Linked DNA regions of Homo sapiens: region 1 is linked to region 2. Evidence: chromatin contacts called from ENCODE Hi-C or POLR2A ChIA-PET data. All regions are on one chromosome and are shown on one strand. Each heading gives the region's core, a stretch centred on a gene start or an enhancer-like site at or near the end of the contact. The rest is flanking DNA. Distances are from core to core; before and after follow the strand shown.

The links. Hi-C counts contacts between places; a loop is a spot of excess contacts on that map. ChIA-PET counts read pairs that join two places held with the same protein, here RNA polymerase II (POLR2A). Pooled maps may share reads with other maps.
Region 1: a loop to region 2 is called in a map of GM23248, with 2.9 times the contacts of the local background. The contact joins two enhancer-like sites. A Hi-C loop is called at or near these places in 2 of 168 maps with a recorded cell type or tissue (GM23248 and ovary) and 3 of 50 pooled maps. POLR2A ChIA-PET finds 5 or more read pairs at or near these places in 3 of 52 experiments (H1, OCI-LY7 and T-cell).

What each region holds. Positions count from the first base shown.
Region 1 is chr15:68,666,953-68,673,456 of GRCh38, reverse strand. All of the region lies in intron 2 of CORO2B (coronin 2B), which reads right to left. Among named protein-coding and RNA genes, the nearest start is that of CORO2B, 91 kb to the right of the region's middle. RefSeq lists an enhancer at 3,620-4,119. Within about 2 kb of position 4,187, at least 2 of the 41 ENCODE cell types and tissues checked have a DNase peak (open chromatin) inside an H3K27ac peak, as active enhancers do.
Region 2 is chr15:68,726,443-68,732,432 of GRCh38, reverse strand. It overlaps CORO2B (coronin 2B), which reads right to left. Exons shown (of 12, transcript NM_006091.5): 12 at 4,627-5,990. Among named protein-coding and RNA genes, the nearest start is that of MIR4312, 72 kb to the left of the region's middle. Within about 2 kb of position 1,857, at least 11 of the 41 ENCODE cell types and tissues checked have a DNase peak (open chromatin) inside an H3K27ac peak, as active enhancers do.

The sequences.
Region 1 (6,504 bases), core at 2,938-5,437, 61 kb after region 2:
AGCCTCGACTGTCCAGTCTCAAGCAATTCTCCTACCTCAGCCTCCCAAGTAGCCGGACTCAGGCATGCTTGGCTAATTTTTTATTTTTTTCATTTGAGAGACAGGGTTGCCCAGGCTGGTTTGGAACTCCTGGGCTCAAGCAATCCTCCCACCTCAGCCTTCCAAAATGCTGGTATCATAGACGTGAGCCATTGTGCCCGACCTCCTCTTTCTTTCTCATCTTTAAGAGATTGATGGATCCCAATCAATTCTGAGGCTCCTTCCAACTCTGACATTCCAAATGACACCCCTTTCAGTTACTGCTGAAGGGCAGAAGAGGGCAGACTCTGCACTTCCACCACCCACCTACCGGCTTAGGTTTCCAGCACTCACAGTGGCCCCCATTCACCACCCCTGTAAGCTACAACTTGTTTGTAGACCCTTTCCCTGGGGGTGTGGGTTCTCCTGCCTGCTATGTCCTCACATCCACCTGCACCTGATCTCATCTTCAACCCATACCCCACACCCTGGTACCCCCCATTAGGCGCATCTGATCCAAACTGTGATGTGAGGGGCTGCTCTAAGGTCGCCGAGCTCACATTATGTGGCTCTCACATCCCACCTGCAGTCCCTGGCCACTTGGTGGGGGTGGGGAGGGGCAGGCTCATGGGGTGGCAGGTCCCTGCCTCATAACCTAAGGGGCCTGGTTTGCTGCCTGATGTATCTCCTCCCTCTCCACCTCTCCCTAGGCCACTCCATCCCAGAACAGGATTCTTCCTGGTTCTAGAGGCACCATTTCTTCACTTCCAAAGCTGAGCCACTGTATCACTTGCAGTCTCTTTTGAGAGTCAGATGAATTCACTGTCCTCAGACATTTCTGTTTTAACTTCAAAAATGATGTGTATTATACTTGGCTCACGTCTGTAATCCCAGCACTTTGGAAGGCCGAGATAAGAGAATTGCTAGAGTCCAGGAGTTCAAGATCAGCCTGGGCAACATAGTGAGACCCCATCTGTACACACACAAAAATTAGCCAGGCATGGTGGTGCACATCTATGTCCCGGCTGTTATACAAACATTCTATGTACTTGGCTCATGCCTGTAATCCCAGCACTTTGGGAGGCTGAGGTGGGAGGATCACTTGATTCCAGGAGACTGAGGCTGCAGTGAGCTATGATTGTACCACTGCACCCCAGCCTGGGCGACAGAGTGAGATTCTGTCTCAAAAAATTTTTAAAAACCAGAAAATTATGCATACTCAAAGAAGATGACTTGAAAAACACCAAAAAAGTACACACACACACACACACACACACACCTCCCGATTACCAAGTTGCTCAGGGATAGTTGCTGTTACTTTAGATATAAATCTTCCCCATGCTGCACTCAGCGAACAAGTGGAGTGGGATCTTTTCACCCCGGTTCACTATTCCTGTGGGCCCCATCATGCTCTCAAGGGCTTCCAAAAAAGCTGGGCACAGTCAGAACTTTGGGAGCTTATGGATAGCCCCTGACTGCCCCTTAGAACACACCTTTCCCTGTTAAGCACTTTAACCCTGGGATGGTCTCCTGTAATCTCACCTCCTAGTATACATGCCTTGTGTAGTCCCCTCCCATATTGCACCAGGGTTGGTCTGTGTTACTAATAGAATGTGGCCAGGGTTACACAAGATTCCAGTTTCTGCCTGGGCTCTCTTGCTCTCACCTGGATCACCACTCAGAGGAGGCCAGCTGCCATGAGTGAGAACACTTAGCCTATGGAGAGACCAGGTGTGAGGGACTGAGGTCTCTGGCCAACAGCCTGCAAGGAAGTGAGGCCTCCTGCCAATAGCTGCAAGAATGAGCTTGGAAGTGTATATTCCCCAGTCGAGCCTTCAGATGACTGCAGCCCTGGCCGACAGCTTTAACGCAACCAAATGAGACCCTGAACCAGAACTACCCAGCCACATTTTGGGGTAATTTGTTATGCAACAACAGAACATTAACACAGCTATATTTTCTATTTGTTGTGAGGGAGGCAGAACAGGCATTATCATCTCAGATTTTGATATGGGAAACTGAGGCAGGTAAGCCATGTGGGTGAGGCTTTGGCTCATATGTGGGTCTACAGCCAACAGGGATGTTGAGCCAATTTTCCTGGGTCTCAAACTGTGGGCACAGTCCCTGACATTCCAGAAGATTCCTCTTCACTTTTTAAGAAAGTAGGAAAAAAAAACAACAACAGAAAAATTGGGAAATACAGAGGAAGAATAATTCCTATTATGTCGTGGTGAGTATCAGCTCCATTTTATGCCCAGCTGGAGAGAGTGGTTGTGGTTCCTTTTCCTGTGCCATTGAACATTCTTGAACAGCATGATTTTCACGGCTGCGTTGTATTCCTCAGTGTGGCTGTACTACAATACCTTATGCAATTCCCTACTTTTGGATCCATAAGTGCTTTATAATTTCCAATACTCTAAAAAGGCTGAGGCAAACATAGTAGCTGAATTCTTCCACACATGAATTTTTAAAAAGATAAATTATTGTAAGTGAAAATGCTAGGTAATAGATCTGCACTTTAAAAAAATGCTTTTGTTATGAATTTTAAGATGCCTTTCACAATGGTTGTACTAATTTACACTCCTGTCAGCAACTCAAGAGAATGGCCATTTCCCTATAACCCTGACAGCACCCAATATTATAATATTTTTATCTGCTTATTTTCAGATGAAAAATATCTCATTGTTTTCCTTTGCAAGTCTTTGATGCTTTGTAAGGTTGCTTATATCTTCATTTGCTTAGCAGATATTTGCATTTATTTGCTTGTGAATCTTCTGATTCTATGAGGTCCTCAATTATTTCCTAATGGTGTATTGGTGTTTATCTTTTTCTTAATAATTTATAAGAGCTCTTTGTATATCAGAGATATTAATTCTGTGTATTAGTTCCTTATCACATTCATTGCCCCTTTTCACTTCTGATCCATCTACGGAAACTAATGATTCTAAATATTTTTGCTGGCTGGGCGCGATGGCTCATGCCTGTAATCCCAGCACTTTGAGAGGCTGAGGCAGGAGGATCACTTGAGCCCAGGATTTCAAGAGATCAGCCTAGACAACACAGTGAAACCCTGTCTCTACCAAAAAAAATTAAAAAATTAACCAGGCTTAGTGGTGCACACCTGAAGTCCCAGCTACTTGGGAGGCTGAGGTGGTAGGATAGCTTAAACCCAGCGGGTGGAGGTTGCAGTGAGCTAATATCACGCCACTGCACTCCAGCCTGGGCAACAAAGCCAGATCCTGTCTCAAAACAAAACAAACCACTAAGTACTTCTGCTTTGCCATCTTGATTCTGATCCAGACCTCTACTAGTTGGTTATCTATACATAATTTTTCAAAAATTTTTAAATTTTTCTTTATTTTTCCCCCCCTTTTTTTTTTCTGAGACAGAGTCTTGCTCTGTCACCCAGGCTAGAGTGCAGTGGCATGATCTTGGCTCACTGCAACCTCTGTCTCCTAGGTTCAAGCAATTCTCTTGCCTCAGCCTCCTGAGTAGCTGGGATTACAGGCATGCGCCATCATGCCTGGCTAATTTTTGTATTTTTAGTAGAGATAGGGTTTCACCATGTTGGCCAGGCTGGTCTCGAAGTCCTGACCTCAAGTGATCCACCCACCTTGGCCTCCTGAAGTGCTGGGATTATAGGCATGAGCCACCACACCCAGCCTTATTTATTTTTTCTTATTTGGTTTATTTCTCCAAGAAAAATATATTTATTTTATTAACAGGAAACTGTCAGGGGTTTCTTTGTTGAGCCCAAAACCCACCATTGGATTGATATTTTTAGAAAGTTGAATTTTTTTTTCCTGAAACTCACAGCTAACTCAGAGCCAGCATTGCCCATTGAGCTCAACGAAAGTGAGGCCAAAAGTCAAGGTCAGTCCCGGGAATAGATTGCTCTTCTTGGCTGTCCTAGCCCTGGCCCACTCATGCATTCACGCAAAGCATACTGCAATTTCAGTCAGAGAACACATCCCACCCACCAGGCTGGAAAACTGACCACACTCTTCACAGCCACTTCCCACCTTGGCCCTGGCCAGCAAGATTCCCTGTTCCCTTTAGGGAATCTGCCCAACTGCAGAGGTGCCAAGATGCCCGTGTGGATTTCACACACCCAGTTGTGTCCTGAGAGATAAAGGCTCCAAGTCGCCTTCACCTCAGCACAGTGAACAGGCCATGGTCTGGGCGTGAACAGGGCTCCCTGCTTCTCAAGGCCGAGTCCTGTCTCCGGCTTGCTTGCTTGCTTGCTTGCTTCCTTTCTTTCTTTTCTTTTCTTTCTTTCTTTTCTTTTTCTTTCTTCTTTCCTTTCTTTCTCTTTCCTTCCTTCCCTCCTTCCTTCCTTCCTTCCTTCTTTCTCTCTCTCTCTCTCTCTTTCTCTCTTTCTTTCTGATGGAGGAGTGCAGTGGTGTGGTCTTGGCTCACCGCAACCTCTGCCTCCCAGGTTCAAGCAATTCTGCTGCTTCAGCCTCCCGAGTAGTTGGGATTACAGGCACATGCCACCACGCCCAGCTAATTTTGTATTTTTAGTAGAGATGGGGTTTCTGCACGTTGGTCAGGCTAGTCTCGAACTCCTGACCTCAGGTGATCTACCCACCTCGGCCTCCCAAAGTGCTGGGATTACAGGCGTGAGCCACCATGCTCGGCCTGTCTTTGGCTTTCTATGGGGTGTGTTGTTACCATATTTCTTTGTTTAGCTCAAGTGAGAGCTAACCTTGAGCTTGAAACCCTCCAATGGCTTCCCACATCACCTAGAAGAAAATCCAAACTGGCGTGGTCTCCAAGGTTCTGGGTAGCCCAGCCCCTGACTACCATTGGCTTCCCACCCTGGGGCTCCCCGCCCTGGGCCTCAGCACATGCTATTCTCTCTTTCTAGGGCACTACTCTTCCGCATGCTCTTTACTTGACCGGCTCCATCCCATTCAAGTTTGCAGAGAGGTCCTTCGGACTGTCTTACCTAACATATCCATCACAAGTCTCTACGGCATCACTGTGTTGGATTTCTTCACAGCACCCATCACTGTCTGATGTAATCTTAACGACTGTTTGCGCCCTTGTTCATTGTTTGTCTCCTGACTGGCTCACACAACTCCTGAGAACAGGGACCTTGTCTGTGTTGTCTGCATGATCCAGAAGGTTCTTGGATCCCCTGTAGCGCCCCCCTCCCCAGCCCTGGGCCATGCCTGCAGGTTGCAAGTGTGAACACGTTGTGGGGCAGATGACCTAGGCCCTCTCGCTGACCGAGGCTCACTGTGTGTCAGGCATGGTGCTAAACTCTTAGCCAGCATCACTCTATTTTATTCCAGTTCCAGCACTTCCCAGCTGTGCGACTTTGTATAAGCTATACCTGTTTCCTCATCTGCAAGGTTGCTGAGTATTCAGTGGCACCAGGCGTCTCAAGAGCTTAGAACAGTCCCTGGCCCGTTGTACGTGTTCAACAGGTGTGGGTGATTACTGTCATCATGACAACCCTGCCAGGTGGGATTTATTATCTCTCGTTTACAAATAAGAAATCCAAGGCTTTCGGGAGTAATAACTCATCTAGCAAATGGCTGGGTCAGGACTACAGGTCCCGAAGCCCATGGTCTTCACTGCCCCATATTCTATTTCCAGAGATGGAAGTAACTGGTCTGAAGTCTCTTTCCTTTCCAGCAACTCCCTCCACTAAAACATAGAACTAGCTCTTTCAGCATTCCTCCACATCCCCCCGCCCATCTTCAGTGCACTCTCCCATCTCACAGATGGGGAAACTGAGGCTGAGAAGGGGGAGGTAGTGAATAGAGAGGCCCAGTGCAAACCTGGCTTATCCACAGGGCCTCACCCGTCCCACTCCTCACGCAGGGTTTTAAATCCAAAGCTTTGCCATCAGGCAGATGTGGGGCTTTGGCCAAGACTCATCTGCACCCTGGGCCTCAAAAGATTTCTCTGTCCGAAAAGATCCCTGTCCAGTATTTGGGCTGAACTCTGGCTGTTGGGAATGGAAAAACGAATGGGTGTGTTTCCCAGCCTCAAGGAGCCCATCGCCTAGAAGCAGGAACAGGTGTGAAAACAGACCACGATACCCCTGCCTCAAACATGGCAAGGACATGGCAGGAAGCGGAGAGTCTGTTGGCAAAGCAGAGGAAGAAGCAGGATGGCTCCAGGTGGCTTCCTGGAGGCGGTGCCCTGAGCTGTGCAGAGAGGAGCATGAAGAAGGGCAGGCAGGTAGAAGAGACCGGGGCTGGCTCAAGGTCTGGTGAGGGCAGGTGAGTCAGGAAGGGGCAGAGTGGGCCAAGCCATGGAGCCAGGGTGGGGCAGGACTTCATCCAGAAAGGGAGGCCTTAGGGGTTTTTAGAGTAGGGGTGGGGGAGCATGAGAGTGAAGGGAGATCAGGAGCGGGGAGCCTGGGGAGAGGGAAGCCTAGGGCCTGTTTGTCGAGGGTCTTCTTTGCTCCTCACCTGTGCTGCAGCTGAGCCACAGATCCTCTCACTGCCCAGGAAGGAGCCCAGAGCC
Region 2 (5,990 bases), core at 608-3,107:
TTTACATACATTTAAAATGTCTTTAAAATTAAAGAATACCTTCTTCTCTTATCCTGTTACCCTGAAGATAATCACTGCTAATTATCTCAGTCCTTCCAGACATTTCTCTCTGCATTGAATATGAATTTTAATTATAAACCAGACTGGAACCTCTCTGAGACCAAGAACTACATCTTATTCTAGCACCTAGGACAATACCCGATGCAGAAAAGGCATTTGATAAATATTTGATAAAATAATTTTGAATGAAAACTGTCTCAAAATTCCAGTAGGCAAAGAAAAATAAGCTGTTTTCATTATTTCATTATTATAAATGACTTTCAGAGAGCTATGTGAATTTCAGGCCGGTGGGGGATAAGTTAGAATGGGAGACGGCTGGTGGGTGGGGGATTTAGAATCACTTGAATCACACTGCTAAGAAGTTCTAGGGCCTGCCAGGTCTTTCAGTGATTAAAAAAGCCCAACAAGCTTTCTCTTTTCTTTCTTCCTCTCTCCTTCCTTTCTTCCAATAGAGATGAGGTCTCACTATGTTGACCGGGCTGGTCTGGAACTCCTGGCCTCAAGCAATCCTCCCACCTTGGCTTCCCAAAGTGCTGGGATTACTGGGATCATAGGCATGAGCCACCTCGCCCCGGCATCCAACATGCTTTCTAAGACCAGCCCTTCCTCTCTCAGGTAGCCAAAGGAACATTCGTTAAGAAAGGTGTGGCCAGCACTGCTGTTGTTGGTTTACAAGGGGATTAGAGAACACGATCCCTATCTTTGGGGAGTGCCCCATTAGACAGCAGGGGGTGGGTCATCCCTGTCCCAGCTCTGGTTCCATTTCTGAGTTCTCCTAACCTGCCTCTTCCTCCCTCTTCCCTGTTGCCTCCCTATCCCCTCCTCCCACCCACCCCTGGGATCAAGGTCAGTTCCTTATCTCAGCAAGCTCTCTTAATTCTGCCATAACTACTGCCCCAGGCTGGGCCACTCCTATCTCCTACCTGGACAACCCACCAGCCCCCACCGTTTCCCGGCTTGTGTTGCCCTCCAATCCCTTCCCTTGAAGTAGCCAGAGGGAGGTGTCCACTCCTGATTCAAGCCCTTCCTTAGCTCCTCATGGCCTGGGGTGGAGTCCAGCCTTCCAGGGCAAAAATTCAGGGCTTCCCGGGTCTGGCCTTGGCCTCTTCCTCTGTGTCCTGGGCTGCTCCCGTGCTTGGGAAGCAGAGACCCTGGACGACTGGTCCTGTTTGTCTCATCAGGAGCTTCCTGGAGGCTGCGTGGGCTGCAGCAGCGAGCCCCAGGCTGGGCTGGGCCGGACTTGGCCGAGTGCAGATGTCTGGCCTGGACACCTGGTCCCTCCACCCCTAGTTTTTTGCCCCCCTTCACTTTCCAGCTCTTCCTTCTACCACCCCCTCAGCCCAAGCCTCATTAAACGCAGACTCTCCAGGCAGAAAGGGCCCCATCCCTGTCACTATTCCTGTAGGGAAACTGCTCAAGATCACAGAGCAGGTCAGAGGCTGCCTGGGTGGGGTGAGAACAACCAGACCAAGCCTCTTTCCTGTGCTTCAAGGAAGACTAGGCAGGGTCTCCACAGCCCCGTAGGGAGGAAGGTGAGGTGCGTGCCCTCCTCTGGCTGTGCCTTGGAAACAGTTGGTCCCTGGGCTGCCCTCCTTCAAGCCTCCCTTCTCCACCTGGGGTGCTTTGATTCCTGGCTGTTGTGTGCGCCTGCTTTGCCATGAGGCCTCAGTGCCTATGGTTGGATCATTAATTCTGGAGTGAGTGGGAGGTGCAAAAGGGACCCAGTTTAGAAAAAATGGGCTTGATAGGAAGGCCAGAATCTGCCACCTGCTGGCTGGATTCAAGTTTCTACAAACTCCTGGTCTTTGAATCTTGCTGTCATCACTGTGACCTTGCTCAGTGTCCCTACCTCCCTCCTCTCATTCGAGGCCCACCGTCTTTCATTGTTCCCGTGTCCCCTTCGCTGGATCCATTCTCCCGATTCATACCAGCATCCCAATCCCAGGGGGATTTGCACATGGAGATGGTTCTGGCAAGGGCAATGCTTAACCCAAAGAAACTATGTGCTAATGGGGGGATTCTGGGCAGTGTGACAAGCCAGATGCAAGGGAGGGGCTCTGGGACAGGAGCTTGCTAGAACTACTCTCACCCGATCTCTAGACACTCACCTTTCTCTGAGTAAGGCTGACCCATTTGTGCTTGTTACTGAATTAAAATTCCAAGGAAAGACAGGCTGCAGGTTGTTCCCAAATAGGAAACACACATACACAGAGAATGAGGAGCCTCTGCCAACATTCCAGGCAGGCCTCTTCCCCTCCCTGCACCATAGCCCTACAGTCCCTGTGCAGGCTGACCAGGGGGAGGAGAAGGATCTGGTAATGTTTCCTGTGGCCGAGGTAAGTGCCTCTGCTCCAGGCAGCCCCCATCACGGCAGCCCTTCCAAGCAGGAAGGCTGGGGGGGCGGGGGCCGGGAGGTGGGGGTGTTTTCAACATGAAGTCATTTCCCACAGTGAAGAAGCAGCCACGTTCTGCACGGTCCACTGGCAGTCTGGGATGTTTGCCCAGCACCAGGAGAGAGTCTAAAAATGCCCAAGCCCATCTTGGGATCTCAGGAGGCTGGCTGGAAGACAACCCAGGAGTCGTCCAATCCCAGAACAAACTGCCCACTCCACACTGAACCCAGCCTAGGATAAAGCTCATCCCAGCCTCCAAGGGCTCCAGGTCCTGCTGGATGATATGATGCCTATACATAGACCACTGGCTGGAGCCCCTCAAGAGCAGGGCTTGTTCTTTCTCATGTCATGGTTCCCAGCACCTGGTCCTAAATAGATGCAGCTACTTGGTATGTGTTAAACTGAGTTGAAAATTCGATTAGGTGTCAGGGGTAGGATAAAGAGTTGTAGGCACGTGCAGGAGGATACTCTTGCTGATGGTAAAGGCATTAGGGACATCTCCGTAGAAGAGAAGGGTCTGAAGTTTAGCTTAAGGTATCCTTACTTGGAGAAAAGAAGGGAGCAGACACCTGGTAGGGAGCATGGCAGTGGGGACAGGTTCAAAGAGCCATGAATGGCACTCTCCTACATCATTATGATAATTAAAGCAATGTGTTGGGCTAGGCAGTGTAATTCGCAGTGTGTAATGGGCAGAGGGGCCAGCGTAACAGACTAGTCATGGAATATATAACATATGAAGAAATTAAGGATACACAGCCAGCCAATGGGGAATTGATGAGTTATTCAACAAATGCAGTTGGGAAAATGGGCTAGTGGGGAGACAGAAAGCAAGTTCGAGCCCGACCTTAGACAGTGTACCATAATAAGTAATGATAAACAGCCGCCCCGTTGGGCTCAGAATTGGAGATTAGGTGGGACAGAAGTACATATGAGACAGATAACCTTATCCATTCACCTGTTCCCTGAGACTCAGCAAAAGTGATTTTCTGCACCCAAGTCCTGTAGGAAGTCATTCTTTGCTTCCTTTTTCCCAATAAATTTCTTCTTTTTTTTAATCACTCGTGCTAGACAATGGGTGGTCTTGGGGATTTGTCCCATCCTCTCAACTGCTAGTGTAACGAAACCTAGGATGACACACCAGGAAGGGACCCTAGAAATTGTCCCATCCCCTCATTTTATAGATGGAGAAAATGGGGCCCAGGGAGAAAAAAAGCCTTACTCAATGTTGCACAACTAGTCGAGGGTAGGGCCAGGCCTGGACCACGCCTTCCCGGTGTCCTGCCCGCTGTTCCTCTGCAGCCCTTTATCCTTTCCTCCTCACCCCTTTTCTAAGGCCCACACTGCTTTCTTCTGGCTCTTCTGAGTTTCCTGTGGTGTACACACTGCCGGGTGCCTGTTCACTTTGCAGCCTGACAACTCTTATTTAAGACAACCTTGGACTACTGAGAGACTGAGGATATCTAGCATCCCTGGTCTCAGAATGGGCCCCGGCCACGCTCCCAGAACAGACTCTGCCCAGCTCTGAGTCTGGCTGGGGACTGGGAACACAGACCTTCTCTGGCTCTGGCTCATAAGACCCAGTCCCTGTGTATTTCCCCCACTACACTGGCTGAGTGACCTTGAACATGTCACCACTCTGGGCCTGACTGCTTTTCTTGAAAACAGGAATAATCGGACCTACCAATTAGAGCTGCTATGAAGATCAAATGAGTCAAGTGTGTGGAATCCTGCCTGATAAACTTCAAGGCACCGTTCCAATGTAGAGCGTTGGTCTCACCCAGACCCCAACACGGGGCAGCATCTATTGAATAGCGGTAGAACAGTGGTTCTTAACCGGGAGGTGATTCTGACACCCCAGGGGACATTGGGCAATATCTGGGGACATTTTTGGTTGTCCCAATTGGATGAGGGTTGCTATGGCATCTGATTGGTGGAGCCAGGGATACTGCTAAATATCTTACAATGTACAGGGCAGCCCCCACAGCAAAGAATTATTCGCCCCAAATGTCAATAGTGCTGAGATAAATGAAGGTGTGAAATTATATCTGTAGGTACAGACGTGGGTTGTCATTCCAGAAAGGCAAAGGAGCTGTGGGTGGGGAGCTGACCATCAAGGTACCATGGTGACCAAGAACAGGAACCACTGGGGTTAAATGAGATGGCTATGCCCAGGTTTGATAAGTTGAAAACATTTTATTTCAATTCTATCCTTGGGAGGCAGCATAAATAATCACAGAAGACCACAAAGGTCAATGGGGAAGGAAAAAAAAAAGCTCCAGAAATGTGGGAGGAGGAGATGAGTGCTGACACTGTCTAGCTGTGGGGTACGGGGTGAGGAGGCCCTACTGTAGCTGGCTGGGAGGATGGAGGTTCATAAAGGAAAGGCCCAGCTCACCTGGAGGGGCTTGGGTAGCCCTGGCCTCTGTGGATGGGATTTTCCGTAGGGCGGCCATGGGAAAAGCAGGTATGGAGTATAATGCATCTAGTAGATCCTAGCTAATGAAAGAAAAGAGTGGACACCCATTTCTTGATTTCCAGATCTCACCCCAAACTGTGACTCTTCTGAGAACAGTGTTTATAAACTCTTTGTGCGTAGTGGGAAATGAAAGGAGGAAAAAAGAAGGAATAAAAGAAAATGTGTACAAGATCAAATGAAATGTGGCATCTCAGAGTTGCGTGACCTTGGGCCACTTCTCTCGGTTTCCTCATCTGCAGAAGGGAGTAGACGTGAGGCTCCATGAGATCCTATGTGTCAAAGGACTGCAGAAACTTTAAAGTGCTATACGGATGCGAGTGGCTGTGGTCATTCTACGTGCATAAGGCTGAAAGTGGCTGAGATAGCGGTGCTGAGACACACGCAGAGCATCCCTAGAAGCCATCAGACCCTGGTCTGCCTTCCCCAGGGCCAAGCTCCACCCTTCTCAGCCTCAGCTTCCAGGAGGACGAGGCCTCATCTCAGATGGAGTCCCCTGGGGAGGGTGGTGGTGACAGCTGAGGGTGGGGACCTGAAGGATCTAGGGGCACAGAGCGTGAGGGGCCTCAACTGGGCAGTGTGGCACATCGGCACTACTGGTGCTGGGTAGACGGTAGCAGTGGCTTCCAGTTCTCATTCTCCATAGAGACTTGGGCACTGGTGAAGCCCACAAAGGGATTGGCATCTTGATGCAGCGGGAAAGGCCCTGGCCTTGGGGTCTGAACACCCAGGGTCTTGGTCGTGGGCCCATTGTTGACCTGCTGGGTGACTTTATAAGTCATTTCCCCATTGCAACCCTCAGTTCTGTCATTTGTCAAAGGGGGACACTAATCCCTACCCTGCCTGGCTCACAAATTGAATGGGAAAAGGGTGTGCAAGAGCTTTGTAGAGAATCATGGGGAAGGCAAGGGGTCATTATGGCCTTGGAGAGCAATCCTCTGAATTCCCTGAAGACAAGAGGGTGGGAAGGGAAGAGACAGAAAGGAGCCGGGCCGCTCGCTGTCCTCGTCGGGTGAGGCAGGCTTCCGGGGCTGCTGAGGGAAGAGGGGGTGGGACGAAAGAGG